Regions from separate parts of the Homo sapiens genome. Here region 2 is linked to region 1. Evidence: chromatin contacts called from ENCODE Hi-C or POLR2A ChIA-PET data. All regions are on one chromosome and are shown on one strand. Each heading gives the region's core, a stretch centred on a gene start or an enhancer-like site at or near the end of the contact. The rest is flanking DNA. Distances are from core to core; before and after follow the strand shown.

Region 1 (3,038 bases), core at 153-2,652:
ATCATAAACTTAAAATTAGATACAATCAGTCTAAAATGGCAGTAAAGCATGTTCAGACATACAGAATACATTCCCAAAATTTGGATCCTAGATGGTCTGAAAGGCAGCGGAATCCCAGGGGTGAGCCCAGAGTCTTCTGTTTTTCAGCAGCTCTAGACCTTTTGAATAGTTTCCAGGGTAACAACTAACAGCTCCCTCATCACGTTCAACTTGGTGGAAACATTACTAATGTCAATGATAGGACACTTTCTTGTCTACATAATAGCAAATTCATTGATTTGGTTTTAAACTACTGCTCAGCGGGGCACAGTTGTCTATTTTTGAGTGAACAGCTTTAATAAAACTTTTTATTAGGTTTTCAAATATGCAGAAATGTATTGCCTAAACAAACATTTTGGGGGAGACAATTACTTAATTATAATGACAGTTAAGTCACACTGGAAAAAATTACCAACATTTTTCTGCCAGTAATTCGAAACACACATTTGGAATTTTATGGTATATTTAATGAAAATAAAATTTATATAATAATACCAAGAATATCCCTGTAAGTGATGAAAAGCAGAAGAATATTGCTCTCATTTTCTAAGCCAAAAGGCTTAGAGTTCTACAATATAAGAAAATGTTACTTTGCACCAGCTTTTAAAACAATATAATTATTTATTATGGATCTAAACTAATACAATTTCTCTTCCAAAAATATTTCAAAGTATTTCCCCTTTGGAGAAGGTATACTTTAAACTATTTTTAAAAGCTAGGAAATGCAAACATATATATATATGTATATACAGGGTGGAGTTTGTGCATTTCATGAAGGAATTCAGAGTAAGAATATAAAATAAAAGAGTGTAATGCAAGATATGGCAACAGATTTCTTAATTTTGAAACAGGTCAATCAGCTCTACTATATTCTGTTTCTACAATCGATAGCTCTCATTCCTGCTCCTCATCCTGCAAATGTATCTCTCATGCCAAGCAAGAGCCAGTGGGAGAACATAGATCACATAGCTGGTCGGTGATGCCCCATCAGCCCTAATGGAGAATCCAGTCAATATTCATGCACCATGTAACAGCTGATCAGCCACAACATTAACCCAACCATAAAACATAACATTTAAAAGCCAGATAAAAATATTTTCCCCATTTTATTTTTTACTGTACTACAAATATTGTCAGGAAAACAATCCATTAACTCACTGCTCTTCTAAAAGGATCGACTTAGTAGCCCATAACATTGTCCCAGGTAAATGATGCAGGTTTTGTGTATTGTGTTTGTATATAGCCTGAGGGCCCTCACGGATGAAAAGGGATCCATTTTTTTCCACTTTTATTTTAAATTCTTTTGTTCATTTTATCAACAGTCAAAGGTTTGGAATGTAAAATTAATGAGCAGGTCTGTAATCTTTCAGTGAAATCTTAAAGGTCCACTTTTCCACAATCACAAAGAGATGGAAAGGAGGCCAGGCTACATTTTTCTTCCTGAAGCATGGTTGATGATTTAAACTCACTAAGAAATAAATTTTTTTTTCTTAAGGAACAAATAAGAGCCTTGTGCTCACTCTTGCTTCACATTTGAATATGACTCTCATACTGTTGTTCTAAATGAAATTTGTCATGCATCCTTAAACAGATGGATTTTGAGTTTCTGTTGTGGAAATGTATTCATCCAGTGTTAGTATGAGCTAGGCTGGTATTTAGAAGGAGCCAAAGGTTTTGACTCTTGGGAGACATAAGACATAGCTTGCCCTAGCTCCCCAGCTCAGGGAAAGAGGAAGAACAACCTTTAACCCACAGAACTGTGCATAGCCCCCACTAGAAACCTCGGGCTCCTCTTCTGTCCTCAAGTCCATGCATTCATTAAAAACTCACTTGCAGCCGGGCGCGGTGACTCACACCTGTAATCCCAGCACTTTGGGAGGCCAAGGCGGGTGGATCGCAAGGTCAGGAGTTCAAGACCAGCCTGACCAACATGGTGAAACCCCGTCTCTACTAAAAATACAAAAATTAGCAGTGCATGATGTCATGCACCTATAATCCCAGCTACTCAGGAAGCCGAGGCAGGGGAATCACTTGAACCCAGAGGCGAAGTTTGCAGTGAGCTGAGATCACGCCACTGTACTCCAGCCTTGGTGAAAGAGCGAGACTCCATCTCAAAAAATGAACAAACAAACAAAAAAACAAAAAAAAACCTCACTTGCCTTTGACTGCAGTCCATACCCACCTTGTGTCTCACATAGGGAAGGCCTAGAGATCCCTGATAGAGCAACTTAGGGTCACGTGTCTAAACTTGGACGTGGTGATATAAAAGTGGAGTCTTAGTCCACATTAAAAATGAGGAAGCTACGGCAGAGAAAGTTCAGTGACTGGCTGCAAGTGACAACATGCATTACTTAGAGTTCAGCATAAACCTTGCCATCCCTCAGTGCCTATTTCTGATGTTTCCCAAAGAAGCAGATGAAAATGATATTTTTAAAAACCCAACAAATTATGTTTCTCTGGGTGAAATAGCTTTTAGTATACTTCATTTTTTTTGCTACGTTCTTTAACAAAAAAGCAATAAAAAAAAACCCTTCATAACAACAACAATAAAAAAAAACACATAAAAAAAGGAAACCAGAGCCAAAAGCATGCATCAAAATATGCAGCTATTAAATATTACCATTTTAATTTGGGAAAAAATAATGAGGGTTTTGCAATAGTTTCAATGCCTTAACTTCGAGATCAGATAAGAAATAGCAAAGAAGAAAGAAAGTGAATTGAGATGGTAATTTCCCGGTCAGTGACCTACATATGCCAGGACTGAGCACTCTAAAAGTGCAAAGAAAACCAGTGCCACTCATTGGAGAAAAATGCACATAGATTTTAAAATGTTGGTAATCATTCGTCACACATTTATTAAAGTAATTAACATTGAGGAAAGTAGTATAGTCCATGTTGTAATTTTTTTTTATTTCTTGACCTTACACTTTCTTCTCGAGAGTGGTAAGTTTTATTTTGACCTTTTACTGTATTATTCTTAAAATTAGCTCATCAGCCTT
Region 2 (3,038 bases), core at 364-2,863, 330 kb after region 1:
CCATCTGCAGGAAAGATGGATGTGGCATTGAGAGAGAGCCTGTGCGTGTAGAAACACTGCACATCCTGGGATTCAGGAGTACGACTCCTCCACCCCATTTGCACCCTATCCTAACTGTTAACTTACCCCATCTACTCTCCCTTGGGTCTAGATGCAAACTGATTAATACACCATGGTCTATGAAAAGTTTAAGTTGGTCTATGATTTTTTCTGTTCAGTCACCTGTGGGATCACTTTCTTAGGATTGTACTTATAGTCTACCAATGCACAGAGCGAATCTCCCACACGACAGCACTCTTCTAAAGCAGCTGCAGAGTTTGACCCTACGAACTAACCCTGACAATCAGACGCCATCCGACATCCCTGCTGTCCCCACCAATGTTGCTATGCTAATGCCACAGTGTCCTCTGATCCTGTTACTTGGATGACAGGAACTCTTAAGCCATACAGCTATTGCTAAAATTAACACCTTCTATTAATTGAGGTCTGGTCTAAGCCCTTTTTATCTATCATTTCATTGAATTGTCATGGGAAACCAGTGATATTAATGGTATAATTATCCTTCTCAGATGAGGAAGCTGATATATAAAGATAAAGTTGTCTTGATCAAGAGCTAAGGTCACACAGCTAATAGGAGGTAGAGCTTAAACGCAATCTGAGCATTGTGGCCCCAGAACCCTCACTTTAACTCCCACGTTCAAGGCTGTCTGTGGCCTTCGTGCTTGGCCTGTGAATTGTACAGTCTCTTAATGCACGTGACCCTCTTGAGCCTGTCAATGAAGCTCACTTTTTGTTATCTCCCCCACACCTCAGTGTACTTTGGATTTGAGAAAGAGACTATTTTAAAGGAGAGATCAGCAGGAAGCTAAGGGAACTGCATCTCAGGCTGGAATAAGGCTTTAAATTAAGAATAAATGCAAGATTCTGAGTTGTGTCCAGTGGTTAAGCCCTGGACGAAGGTGAGGGCCGAGGCAGTGTTCCCCTCGAAAGCTGCTCTTTGCTCTACAGTTCTTCACCACTGGGGAAGCTTAAGGGTAGATGGAATGAAAAGAGACTTACACTGTCACATGCAAGAGATTTAGGAAGCTTCATAAGAAATTGTTAGGAGGTCTTCATTTCATCTCAATTAGATCCCATTCTGTTCTTTCTAATCCTGCTCCACAAGGCTTTTCCTGTAACTTCACACATATGATCGTATTTAGTCCACATCCAATCCTGTAATGAGGCAATGACTCTATTTTACTTTATTTTTTCATTTTTATTGTTACTATTTTTTTTTTCCATAGAGACAAGGCCTCACTATGTTGCCCAGGCTGATCTTGAACTCCTGGGCTCAGGTGATCCTCCCACCTTGGCCCCCCCAGTGTGCTGGGATTACAGGTGTGAGCCATTGCACCTGGTCCCTGTGACTCTGCTTTAGAGATGAGAAAATGGAGGCTCAAAACTTGCAGTAATAGCCCCAGGTTACAATGCTGATAAATCATAAAAGTTGATTATGATACTGGCCTTGATGACAGCAGGATACGTTCTTTCCATTTAATCTCATCACTGGTGAGCCTACACTGATAAGAAATTCACAGTCATATTGTCACACTGCCTTTTCACCCGGTTCTATAAGGCACTCCCTGGCAATGAGTCATTCCTGCCTCAGCCCTTCTTCCGGAAGGAGGGGCTTGACCGGGCAGAGCAGCGGCTGATTTCCCGGGAGATCAGAAAGATGCAGATATGAGCAGGAGAAAGGACAGGAACTGGAAACCCGTAAACTGGGCAGAATTTAAATGCTCCTTTTCTCTGAGAGCGGTCCATTTTTACACATTGCAGAAATTTTCTCTGCTCCCACCTCCAAACTCACTCACAGTCCTTGATGTTTTTTGGCTGCATCAGCATATCCAGCAGTCAGGTTTCATAATTATCTTGTTGGTCACATGTGGCCCACATTTTCAGACATTCCGGAAATACACCGTGTGGTCTGTGCATCCACACACCTAACAGATCACTCGGGCAGCGCCGACCTGCAGAGCGACTCACCTCCCGTGTCATCTACCATCTGTGCTTACCTTGTTGCAAGAGGCAAGAAAATTCAGATGACATGGATTTGTTCCTGATTAATAGAACCGTAACCATTAATGAGCACAACTAGCACTAATATGCTTTTAAAACAGGAGCAAATTAGGCCTCTATGTGGTTGTAATATGTTATCAGCTAATTGATCGTTGCTGTTTTTTGTGGATTGTTAAAAAACAATGTGGATAAAACATGGTGGGAGGGATTTTAAAAAACAATGCGGATAAGGAGACTATCTATGAAATAAACAAATGTTTAATTAAATTAAAATTGTACAATTCTTTTCACTTGTTAATTTTTTTAAGAAATCCTTTGAAAGAGTGCTTCTAATTAAAACCCAGATCACTGGACCCTAAAGTACAGCAAAGGGACTTCAGGAGACTTTAAAGTGACTGCAGGAAGCCCAAGAATCCATATAGATTGAAAGTCGTAACCACCTTTGGCATATTTATTACCATTTTCACATTTAAAATTACTATTTTCAAATGCAAATTTTCACTGAACAAAATGGAAATTCATATGCAATTGATACTGAATTCCTAGTAACTTTTGTTCTTAATCATTTAATTGATTCTTTTCTAAAAGTACACTTTCTTTTTTAGGAAAAAATCTGAGAGAAAAGGTCATTACAAAGTTGTCCTCCCATTCTAGGGGTCTGGGAACCACTGATCTAATCAGGTTCTCTTTTTCTGGTATTGCACCCATTTGAGTCACGAAGAGTGAACTTTTGACACAAGCTGTCAAGATTTCCTCATAGACACGAGTGATCTATATCTGAGTCAGCCTGGGATTTCTTCGTTTCTTCCTTTGCCTTTGGTATTATTTGTGCAAATCAGCATTGTAAACCATTTTCCAGTGAGTTGTAATAGAAACCCAGGGCAAAAGGTCACTTCCGTTTTGGAGCCTCCCTGACTCTGCAGAGTTGCTCCCTCTGTCCTCTGCCCCAACACAATGCCTCATAATCCCCCTATTAT

The links. Hi-C counts contacts between places; a loop is a spot of excess contacts on that map. ChIA-PET counts read pairs that join two places held with the same protein, here RNA polymerase II (POLR2A). Pooled maps may share reads with other maps.
Region 2: a loop to region 1 is called in a map of PC-9, with 18 times the contacts of the local background. The contact joins two enhancer-like sites. A Hi-C loop is called at or near these places in 2 of 168 maps with a recorded cell type or tissue (PC-9 and lower leg skin) and 1 of 50 pooled maps. POLR2A ChIA-PET finds 5 or more read pairs at or near these places in 1 of 52 experiments (PC-9).

What each region holds. Positions count from the first base shown.
Region 1 is chr13:105,588,714-105,591,751 of GRCh38, forward strand. The region is part of intron 6 of LOC105370345 (a long non-coding RNA gene); the gene reads right to left. Among named protein-coding and RNA genes, the nearest start is that of DAOA-AS1, 85 kb to the left of the region's middle. Within about 2 kb of position 1,403, at least 2 of the 41 ENCODE cell types and tissues checked have a DNase peak (open chromatin) inside an H3K27ac peak, as active enhancers do; they include PC-9, where a contact is called at or near this core.
Region 2 is chr13:105,917,663-105,920,700 of GRCh38, forward strand. No RefSeq gene overlaps it. Among named protein-coding and RNA genes, the nearest start is that of LINC00343, 210 kb to the left of the region's middle. RefSeq lists an enhancer at 1,126-2,325. Within about 2 kb of position 1,614, at least 7 of the 41 ENCODE cell types and tissues checked have a DNase peak (open chromatin) inside an H3K27ac peak, as active enhancers do; they include PC-9, where a contact is called at or near this core.